Regions from separate parts of the Mus musculus genome. Here region 2 is linked to region 1. Evidence: chromatin contacts called from ENCODE POLR2A ChIA-PET data. All regions are on one chromosome and are shown on one strand. The core of a region is the stretch at or near the end of the contact, and the rest is flanking DNA. Distances in the headings are between cores, read along the strand shown. Region 1 holds the start of E130018N17Rik (RIKEN cDNA E130018N17 gene). Region 2 holds the start of Mocs3 (molybdenum cofactor synthesis 3).

Evidence for each region. ChIA-PET counts read pairs that join two places held with the same protein, here RNA polymerase II (POLR2A).
Region 2: POLR2A ChIA-PET joins it to region 1 with 15 read pairs in embryonic stem cell. The contact joins the promoter of Mocs3 here to the promoter of E130018N17Rik in region 1. POLR2A ChIA-PET finds 5 or more read pairs at or near these places in 4 of 5 experiments (Patski and embryonic stem cell).

The regions. Positions count from the first base shown.
Region 1 is chr2:168,150,909-168,156,553 of GRCm38, forward strand. E130018N17Rik (RIKEN cDNA E130018N17 gene) reads right to left here and starts at 3,605. Exons shown (of 2, transcript NR_040327.1): 1 at 3,446-3,605; 2 at 1,695-2,843.
Region 2 is chr2:168,228,164-168,233,808 of GRCm38, forward strand. It overlaps Mocs3 (molybdenum cofactor synthesis 3), which reads left to right and starts at 2,459. Exons shown (of 1, transcript NM_001160330.1): 1 at 2,459-4,140. The coding sequence starts at 2,472. The coding sequence ends at 3,854. Dpm1 (dolichol-phosphate (beta-D) mannosyltransferase 1) reads right to left here and starts at 2,216. Exons shown (of 9, transcript NM_010072.4): 1 at 2,030-2,216. The coding sequence starts at 2,190. It overlaps Gm20716 (predicted gene 20716), which reads right to left and starts at 2,216. Exons shown (of 12, transcript NR_132310.1): 1 at 2,030-2,216.

The DNA of each region.
Region 1 (5,645 bases), core at 2,355-4,854:
ATAAAAAGTTTTTAATTAAAAAATGTGGGTGGGTGGCTGGAGAGATGGCCCCATATTATAGAAACAACACAACACCTCAAAACCCACTGGCCCTAACGGTGGCTCTCACGGAGGAACCGTGTGAAAAGGTCTCTGTTGTCGTGTTAAACGTGACCACAGGACCAAAGCAACTTGGGGAAGGAAGGTTTTAGTTCACCTCACACTTCCTAGTTACTCTCTATCACTAAAGGAAGCCAGGGCAGGAACCCATGGCAGGAGCCTGAGGCAGGAGCTGACGCAGAGCCATGGAGGAGCGCTGCTCATTAGCGCATTGTTCCTCATGAGCGGCTGTTTGCTTAGCTGTAGACCCTATGACTACTTGCCCAGGGATGGCGTCACCCCAAGTGAGCTGGGCCCTCCCACGTTAATCACCAATCAAGAAGATGTCCCACAGTTTTGCCTATAGGCTGATGTAATGGAGTTAGTTTCTCAGTTGTGGCTCCCTCTTCTAGGATGACCCTACCCTGTGTCAAGACATAGGGTTTGATTTCCAGCACCAACATGGTGGTTCACAACTACCCCTAACTCAAGTTCCAGGAGATCTGATGCCCTCCTCTGACCTCCACGGCACCAGGCATACAGGGGATACACATATATGCACACAGGGAAAACACACAATAAGATAGAATAAAGAAATGTAAATTTTGCCGGGCAGTAATGGTGCACGCCTTTAATCCCAGCACTTGGGAGGCAGAGACAGGCAGATTTCTAAGTTCGAGGCCAGCCTGGTCTACAAAGTGAGTTCCAGGACAGCCAGGGCTGCACAGAGAAACCCTGCCTGTCTCAAAAAACTAAAAAAAAAAAAAAAAAAAAAAAGGTAAATTTTGTATTACATTTATTTGTGTGTGTGTGTATGTATGAGTGTGAGTATATATGTGTATGTGTGTGGGAGGGGTACATGTGTTCCACAGTGCATGTGGTGTTCAGAGGACAATCTCTCTTCTGCCTGAGGTTGAATGGGCCTCCAAGCATAGAGTTAGAGACATCAAAGATCTGAAAGGCCAGCTCTGGGCAGGAGACAGGGTGACCCAAGACAGACTCAGCCCTCAGCCCTTAGTTGTGGGTGACAAGCCATGACAGTGGCAGGGGACAAAGCCAGGCTCATTCTGATTCTCATCTTACTAGTCCCTCTCTCAAGATATGTGCTGTGTGTATTCCGCTTGAAATGGAGGTACAGAGAGGTTAAGTAACTGGCCCAAGGTCACACAGCTGGGCTCTGGGAACCCTGTTCTTAGTCTATGGTACCTTGGAAACTTAGGTCTGGGAGGATACAGGGAATAAACAGATTCTAAGACGACGATTCAGTGGTAGTTCTGTCTGCAGGGATCCAATCTGGTTTTAGGGCACTAGGGGCGGCTTGTGGGAAAGGTGGGGGACACAGAATGGGATGGTAAATCAGAGGTCGGGGTTACGCTTAGCCTGTCTGTGCAAAGGCGTGCAGGTGCAGCTGAGCACAGAGCTTGCGAGGTGGCAGGAGGTGAATGTTGGTGGGGGAGCCAAGTGAGTAGGGCCAGAGTCACAGGGAGTTTAGTATTAATCTAAGGACAGTGGGGTGCCTTAGAGGGTTTTATAGCAGGGTTACCGGGCTTGGGGCCACAGCCTGCCAGGTTTGGGACACCAGACCTCAATAAGCCAAATAAAGTAGCTAATGTATAGTGAATAGCAAAAAAGGAACTTTACTTAGTGTGGCTGCAACAGAAGGATACCCAGAGATCCAGGGAGTTCCCAAATCCTTAGGGATCCTGACCGAGGGTGGGGCTTAAATAATAAGAGATTTGCATAACTCCTTAGTCAAGGCCTGACCCTGTCTGTTACCTCCTCAGTTCAGTTCCAAGGTCATGGGATTAGTTGTTAATCTTCTGGGTGACCAGTTCCCCTCAGGTTGTCCCCAAGGCTCCAGGCATTTATTCTCTCACCAGGAGAATACTGGGGAACTTTTCATTTCTTGGGGTCCATTTTTTTCCACTAGACTGAAAGCTAAAGAGAGGGTCATGAGTGTCTCTTTAGAATGTGTCCCCTCCTGCCAGACAGGCTGGGTATGGCAGAAGTAGAGACTTCTTCAGTGTTGGTGGCAACATTCAGAGACTTACCTGGGAGCTGAGGAGGGCACCTGGGTGCACCCCACCCCCCAAAGGAGGCTTTTGCTCCTAGGATTGTTCTTCAGTTGAAAATATTTCATGCTGAGCTCTGGGCTCCTTGAAAGCCCCACTTCAGGAGTTTGGGCCCCTTGTCCAATCAAAGGAGAGAAAAGAAACCCAGCCTTAGGTCAGTGGAGCAGGGCTCTGGGGAACGGAGCCTGAGGAGCAGGCCAGAGCTTAAGCCGCACACAAGAGCATCCCACCTGAAGACTGTTCCAGTCCGTGTGAAGGGAGCTTTGAGCCAGGCCTGTGCCCCCTCAGGTCTGCAGGAGACCATAGCTGATGTCTGCAGCCAACCTGGGTCTGCCCTCAGCGCCATGTGCCCAGAGGCTCAGTAGCTCACTAATTTGTTGTTAACCACTGTTTGTTTCCTGCCAAGCCAAAACATCTTGTTCATGAGGTTTTACCTTGATGAATTTTCTCCATGAGAGGTACTTTCCAGTGAAGGAAGGATCCAGGACTCAGGGCAGAGGCTGTCCATGCAGCAGGCAGTCTGGCTATGGTGGCCTAGACTGGCTTTTCACCTTAATCCAGCAGGGCTAGAAGAGACCAGGAGGCCAGGTGGTCCCAGGAAAACTAGTCAGGGGCCCTGGTGGCAGAAGGGACACTTTGCCCACAGCAGAGCAGGCATGAGACGGAACTGCAGGGAGACGGGAACAGATTCTCCTGTTTGGGAAAAAGCTGGACGTCAGACATTTTTTTATTTTTGAAACAAGGTCTTGCTTTGCAGCCCTGGCTGGCCCAGAACTTGGCATGTAGACCAGGCTGCATGTTGGCCCCGCAGCAAGGCTTAGCCTGGGTATACTGGTACACTCCTGTAATCCCAGCATTTGGGAGGAAGAGGCAGGAAGATCAGAAGTTTCAGGTCAGCCTCAGATTAGCTAGAGATGACCTTTAACTCCTAATCCTCCTGCCCCTGGCTCTGCCCCTTCAGAGGCCTCTGAGATCAGATGCATAGAATGAGGGACATCTGTCCATCAGGTTGTACTAGCTCCAGCCCAGACTTCCCAGCTCTTAGCTTTGGCCCCTGATTCTGACGTCTTATAAAAACTCCAGAGACAGGTGACTCCACTTTACAAGGAAGGAGCTCTAGGCTCAAAGACCTCACAGTGTCCCTCTCCCTGCCTGTGTTCTGTCTGGGTGGACCATAGCCTCTGTCCTACCCATGGTGACACGTGGGCGAAAGGATCTGACCCCAGCTATGAAGTCCCAGAGGGACCCTGGGTAGGATCCCTCGGCTACCATCTACCCAGTTACATTTCCAGTACCTGCAGAGGGCACGTGCTCTTCCTCAAGGTTGTGCACCCAGTAGGTGCTCAATACATTCCAGAGATATCTGACCTTCCAGCTCTGTTTGGCTCTCTGTCTGACAGCAGAGAGCTGACAGAGAAGAAATGGCGGCTGTAGGGAATGCTGCCCTGCCCTGGCTGGCCTGTAGGGGTCGTCCTTGGGTGCTAGGCTTGGAGTCCCTCCCTTCCCCACCCCCAGCCAGCAGGAGAGAGGCTTAGCTGGGCCTCCTCCCCCAGCGGGGGGCCCCAGGAGGGCCATGGGGAGGAGCCTGCCTGGCTGGAGCTGGGAGGGCTCTTGCTGAAACACAAAGCAGCCAGGGGAGGTTCCAGGCGCCTGCTGGCAGCTCTGAACCGGCTTCTTTCTCTTCCTGCCTTCAGCAGTCCTGGTGGTAAAAACGCCGCATGACAGATGGCTAATACCGAAGCAAAGATGGAGGCCGAGTCCCACACCTCCCCAGCACCCAGCCTCCTACACAATCATGCTTTTGTGTGTGTGTGTGTGTGTGTGTGTACACGCTCATGCCAAGGCAGCAAGCATACCTGTAGTGGTCAGAGTACAAGAGGTCAAATTGTTTCTGGGTTTTTGTTTTGTTTTGTTTGTTTGTTTGGTTGGTTGGTTTTTTGGAGAATCTTGTGTAAGACCAACTGGGTTGGAACTCTTGTTTTGTAGACCAGGGTGGTCACTTGCCTCTTCTTGCCAAATTTTGGTATTAAAGGTAAGCACCACCCTGTCTGGCTTAGAGAGCAGTTTATGGGCATTGGATCTTTCCACCATGTGAGTCCCTAGGATGGTGGAACCATTTGTCAGGCTTAGCAGCAAGCACCTGTACTCACTGAGCCATCTCATTGGCCCTGACCTGTGTTTTCAGATGGTTGTGTTCATGTTAAAGCTTTGGGGAGAGTCAGTTGGATTCTCATTATGACCGTGAGACGTTTTTATTTGGTGGTGGTGGGGTGTTTGTGTAGGCATAATGAGAAGCACCCCAACTTATTTGGTGGGGACACACTCAAAATTTCCTTTTCGCAAATCTGTGTCGTCCTCTGATGTCTGGGGCTTGTATGGTGACATGATTAATGGAACCTGCCTCTACTCCTGGGATCCCAAGAGCATCCAACCCAGGAGTGACAACCTGGAAGCTGTCCAACACAGCCAGATGCCCCTTGAAGGCCCGATGTCTGTCCTGGGTTATCAGATGGAAGATGGCTGTGGATAGTGGCCCAAGGCCAAGGGGTCCACCCTGTCTCCTCTGAGCTATCTGTGGTAATTTCCAGAAGGAACCCTGAGCTTCAAGCTCAGTAGGTAACGGCCTTGCCTAAGGAGCCTGAGCACCTGAGCTCTGTCCCTTGACCCCGAATTTCAAAAGCAGGGTGTGCAACCAAGTATGACCTTGTACGAGGCAAGTAAAACAGGGGGTTCAGGAGCTTAAAGTCACCCTCAGTGACATAGCAATCTCAAGACCAGCCTGGCACATAGGAGCCTCTTGTCTAAAAATTAAACCAGTTGGTAGTGATGGCACTATTGTAATCCCGGAACTGCGGAGAGGAGACGGGCAGACCCAGGACTCACTGGCTGGCCAGCCTAGCCTGATGGGTAAACTCCAGGGCAGGGACAAGAGTCTTCTCAAAACATAGGCTCAGCTGTGAGACTGTAGGCCTGATACCCCGACACCCCAATACCAGGAGGGAAAGGAAGGCAGGAGGTCAGTTGTAACTACACAGAGAGAGTTCAGGGTCAGCCTGGGCTCTGTGAGACCCTGTATCAACACAACAGAAAACCAAAAACCGGGCTGGCAAGACGGTTCAGCCAGTAAGAGGCACTTGCCACCAAGCCTAGGACACTACATGATTCCCCAAAGCACACTGAATGAAGAGAAGAAATAAAAAAGGAAAAGAGCAAGACTCGTCTCAGGTTTTGGCAGCAGATGAATGAAATGGATGCAGTAAAGAACCCAAAGTAGTCGCTCAAGCTTAAAGAAAAACATTTATTCCAGACGAAGAAGTTTCTCTCTCTCTCTCCAGCAGAGAAGCAACTGCGTGTACACGGTGGTGGTGGCGATGGCGGCGGCGGTGGTGGCGGCGGCAGCGGCGGGTGTTTCCAGGGTTTTAAGGAGAACCTGGGAGGAGGGAACTTGTAATCTGGGATGGAGGACTTTGAAGTGTATAACAGGGATTTGTTGCG
Region 2 (5,645 bases), core at 1,209-3,708, 76 kb after region 1:
GGGGGTTTGAAACCCCTAAAATAACAGAAACTCAAGAATCCACCAGCCTAAGGGGACACTCTAGGCCGAGAGAGAACAGTTTTAAACAATCCAAAGTGGAGAGTGAATGAGCAAAGCACCAGATGTTCTCAGCCAGCTTTTGTTCCTGCATGCACCTTGTCCCCAAAACACAAGAGTAGCAGGGACAGTGACCAGCTTCCTTCTGACCCGCTAACTATGGGATAGGTACTTAATTTGGCCAAACACAAATTATGTTGATTTTGAAAAAGGTAATTCCATTTTGATTGGAGAACATCCACTGCAGGATGTAGCTCACTGGAGAGTTCCACCCTCCAGTATCCCCAAAATCACTCAATAAAAAGATAGCCCAGAACTTTAGAGGCTGAGGATGGAGGCTGGGGTGTTCCAGACCAGCCTGGTTACAAAGCGTGAGAGGGAGCAAGGAAGTAGAGTGCCAAGGTTAGGGACGGGGGTGTTGGACTCATAAATTAAACAGAGCAGAGACACTAGCATATAAAACTAGAGCTCATTAAAACATCTGGAAAAATCTGGCAGAGCCAATTTAAAGATAAAACCTGGGCTGGAGAGATGGCTCAGAGCACTAACTGCTCTTCTAGAGGTCCTGCGTTCAATTCCCAGCAACCACATGGTGGCTCACAGCCATTTGTAATGGGATCTGGTGTCCTCTTCTGGTGTGTCTGAAGAGAACTACAGTGTGCTCACACAAAATAAATAAATCTTAAAAAAATAAAAATAAAACATAAAGAAAAAGGATGCTCGCACCACACATCACAGGGCCACCATATAGAAACTGATTTTTATTCAGATGCAACCAAAACAGCAATCCTAAACCGGGTGGTGGTGGTGGTGGTGCACGCCTTTAATCTCAGCACCTGGAAGGCAGAGACCAGCATCTGAATTCCAGGCCAGTCAGGGCTACATAGTTTTGACCTTGCCTCAACCAATCAAACCATGCAGACTAAGGCTTTTACAAATCAGTACGGTAAGGTTGTGCTTTCTAGAAAGAGGAACTATGTACCAAGTATTTTGTTTTTCTGAGACAGAGGCTGCTAATATAGCCCTAGCTGCCCTCGGACTTGGTACAACTCGTTTGCAAACGTATCCCTTGTAGTGCATAGCTTGGGATCAAGTATTTTTTTCTTGCTATTAGAAAATATGGGCACAGCGTCCTCATTGTCGTTTGAGAAGCAAAAGCCAACCAACAAACAAAAAGCTCTGGAAACAATCTGTGTTCTTCTGACGCACTGTCTAAAACAGCGCACTGCTACGCCATCCTACTCCTGCAAAATCCCGTTCTGTAGGTTGACAGTAAAAGATCGCCCATGATCATCACAGCATGACACTCATCTGGCCGTAAAGTACTGACTCCGTCCTGCCACTGCCATCAGGAGGCATTTTATTTACTGTTTAGTTCGGAGACCTTTTTTTTTTTTTCTTAAATGCGTAACACTTTCACTATCAAAATTCTTGTTCCTAAGAGCTAGGGCTCTGCCTAACAAAGCGAAAGGCCCCGTGTTTTTCAAAACAACACACAAATAAGCCCGGGTTCCTAATCAAACTCGGCGAAGATGCTCGCTCCCTGCCAGCTCATCAGCAGTTCTCTGACAGCGCAAACAACAAGCTTACGTAAGCGCTCGGCCCCAAGGCGATGGGGAGAACGCTGGCTCGGGACTCCCGGCTCCGGCGGCGGATCCTGACCGCCCAGAGGTATGAGGTCATACCTCCTCGCCCCGAAGTCAAAAAGAAGTTAAGTTAGCCCTTTAGAGAGAACAGGCCGGGGACGCAGGCCAGCGCGATCTGTCAACAGATAGACACCGGACTCGCTAGAGACCTGAGCAGGAAGGAGAAAGACGCGGGGCTGTGCTCCTCGGTTCTCCCCGCTGGGGAAAGCCGCGAGCAGGCTCGGGAGGGAGCGGAGACCGGGCCTCCGGGGGTCTCCTCGCGCAGCCAACCGCCGACCTGCAGCCCGCGGCCGGCTCCCGGCCCCCGCGCGAGAAGCCCCTTCTACCTCTCGGAGAAGCTCTTCACCAGCAGCCACACGATGAGCGGCAGGTTCTCCCGTTCGTTGTAGGTGGGCAACAGCACCGAGTACTTGTCCTGTCGCGAGGAGCGGCCCTGCGGCGGCCGCGGAGACGCAGCAAGACTGCGACTCGCCCCCGTGGAAGCCATGACGGCTCTGCGAGAGGCGCCGGAAGCGGACTTACGTCATCCGACACGGGCCGTACCAAATCTCGGAGCATGGGGGAGGCTCGGCGCTCCGACGTCCCAGTGTGGTCCCCGGGAAACTTCCAGATATGGTGACCGTTTCAAGCCAATCGTGACGGCTTCCCCGGATAAAAACCCATTCGTTTCACTTTCAAGGGCCAGGAAGCGTCTTCGTTTTCCAGTCGCTAAGAGACAGGCAACCGGAAACGGAAGTCCCTTCCCGGCTCTTTCCGGAAGAGGCTGTCATGGCTGCCCCGGAGGACGTAGCTGCCTTACAGGCTGAAATCACCCGGCGGGAGGAAGAGCTAGCTTCGCTCAAGCGGAGGCTGGCCGCGGCCCTGACAGCCGAGCCGGAGCCCGAGCGTCCGCTCCGGGTCCCGCCGCCGCCGCTGGCGCCCCGGGCCGCGCTGTCGCGGGACGAGATCCTCCGCTACAGCCGCCAGCTACTGCTGCCGGAGCTGGGCGTGCGCGGGCAGCTGCGCCTGGCGGCGGCGGCGGTGCTCGTGGTGGGCTGCGGCGGGCTGGGCTGCCCGCTGGCGCAGTACCTGGCGGCGGCCGGCGTAGGCAGGCTGGGGCTGGTGGACCACGACGTGGTGGAGACGAGCAACCTGGCCCGCCAGGTCCTGCACGGGGAGGCGCAGGCCGGCGAGAGCAAGGCTCGCTCGGCGGCCGCGGCGCTGCGCCGTCTCAACTCGGCGGTGGAGTGCGTGGCGTACCCGCGCGCGCTCGCCGAGGACTGGGCGCTCGACCTGGTCCGCGGCTACGACGTGGTGGCAGACTGCTGCGACAACGTGCCCACGCGCTACCTGGTGAACGACGCGTGCGTGCTGGCCGGCCGGCCGCTAGTGTCGGCCAGCGCGCTGCGCTTCGAGGGCCAGATGACCGTCTACCACCACGACGGCGGGCCGTGCTACCGCTGCGTGTTCCCGCGGCCGCCCCCGCCGGAGACAGTGACCAACTGTGCAGACGGCGGCGTGCTCGGAGCGGTGCCCGGCGTGCTAGGCTGCGCGCAGGCCCTCGAGGTGCTCAAGATCGCCGCCGGCCTCGGCTCCTCCTACAGCGGCAGCATGCTGCTCTTCGACGGCCTCGGGGGCCACTTCCGCCGGATCCGGCTGCGGCGCCGCCGGCCTGACTGCGTCGTGTGCGGGCAGCAGCCCACCGTGACCCGCCTGCAGGACTACGAGGCCTTCTGCGGCTCCTCGGCCACCGACAAGTGCCGCGCCCTGAAGCTGCTGTGCCCCGAGGAGCGGATTTCTGTGACCGACTACAAGCGGCTTCTGGATTCCGGGGCGCCCCATGTGTTGCTGGACGTCCGGCCTCAAGTAGAGGTGGACATCTGTCGCCTGCCGCACTCTCTCCACATCCCTTTGAGTCAGTTGGAACGCAGGGATGCGGACAGCCTGAAACTCTTAGGGGCTGCCCTCCGGAAAGGGAAGCAGGAGTCGCAGGAAGGGGTTGCTCTCCCGGTGTATGTGATTTGCAAACTGGGAAACGACTCCCAGAAAGCTGTGAAGGTCCTGCAGTCCTTAACGGCAGTGCCGGAGTTAGACTCTTTAACTGTTCAGGACATCGTGGGGGGACTCATGGCCTGGGCCGCCAAAATTGATGGGACATTTCCACAGTACTGAGAGGACAGCATGTGATTCGTGTGGATGACGGTTGTGATACCTGAAGAATCTATTCGAGCTTTACAAAATAATGTAGGGAAGAGCCTGGATTCACGGTCTCCGAATAAATAAACGGAGACCTCCCCCCCCCCCCCCCCCAAGGAGCTTTTTGAGAAAAGAGGATAGCATTGCCTCTGAGAGCTACTTTTGGGCACTTGTGCAGCACCTTCAACATGTGACTTGGTACGACAGGATTTTTTGTTTCCCACCCGGTCAGATTAAACTGAGATTAAACAGTTAAGATGCAGCTTTTACAACTGAATTAATCACTTACATTCATCCTATTTTTAAATTAAGGTCTTCTTTGTGAGGTTGCAGAGATGGCTTAACTCGGGCTACCCCCCACCCCTACCCCATGGGGGCGGGACATCCTGGTTTGACTCCCAGAATTCATGAGTTGGCTCTGCAACTCCATTTCCATGGACATCATATGCTGTCTCCTCGACTCCTCCAGCTCCGGGCAGGGTCTTGGTGTACAGATATGCATGCAGTCAAAACATAAAGTTTTAAAATATAAGAAAAAACGTTTTTAAAAAGATATTGAGTCTTAATTCTACTTCAAATGATAGGCTATATATACCCCTTAAAAATACTTAACATGGGTAGCATTTTCATTATCTGGAAGTTGATTGTTGTAGAACCGATTGAGAGTTCAGAGTGCAGTCTTGACAGTTTAGCAACATGTGTCCATCAGCTTCCCTCAGAAGTTGCTAGCATTTTTCTTGTACTTAGCTCCAGTCTCTGCCTTCGGCTATACCAGTGGTTCTCAACCTCTTGGTCGAGACCCCATGGGGGTCAGATGGCCCCTTCACAAGGTTGCCTAAGATAATTGGAGAACAGATATTTAAATTATGATTCATAACAATAGTAAAATCACAGTTATGAAATAGCTATAAAAATAACTTTTGTGGTTGGGTGGGGGGTCACCATAACTTGAGGAACTATTAAAGGGCTGCAGCTTTAGGAAGGTTGAGAGCCACTGGCTTGTGCTCTGGCCGATAACACGTGGCATTGGTTTAACTACGTTGTGGGCCTGCTTTGGAATTTTCCAGTCCTAAGTTTCAGCCTTTTGCTCCATCCCTTTGTCTTTCTCTTTGACTCAGTGTACTCTATTGCAGCATTTTGTTTTGTTTTGTTTTTGTTTTTCGAGACAGGGTTTCTCTGTATAGCTCTGGCTGTCCTGGAACTCACTCTGTAGACCAGGCTGGCCTTGAACTCAGAAATCCGCCTGCCTCTGCTGGGATTAAAGGTGCTCTCGAAATCCGCCTGCCTCTGCTGGGATCAAAGGCCACCACGCCCAGCCAGCATTTTTTATGTAGGCATTTTTATGTTTATTTGCATAGTAAACAGTTTGACCAACCCTACTGGTGAAGGTCGGTCTTCCCAGCTATTTAACTGAGGCAGGAGGATCACAAGTTTAGGCCTGTGTGAGCTACAGAGTTAAATCCAAGGTCAGCCTGGCCAACTAAAGGAAACCCATATTAAAATCTAAAAAAGGGAGCTGGGTGTGTTGGTCAGTGGCAGAGCAGTTGCCTAGCAGCAGAAAGGCTTGGAATTCATCTCCAGTACCAGAAAACAGTTTGGTGAGCAGGTGGGCAACCCACCCTGCTTCCTGAAGACAGCAAAGCGCACAGTTGCCGAAAGGGTGTTGAGAATAGAGGCTGATGCATTCCCCTGAAAGAACAGTCAGTGCTAAGCCACCTCTCTGGACACAGGCCTTTGTTTCTTAAGAGAAGCAGAGACCATGGAAGC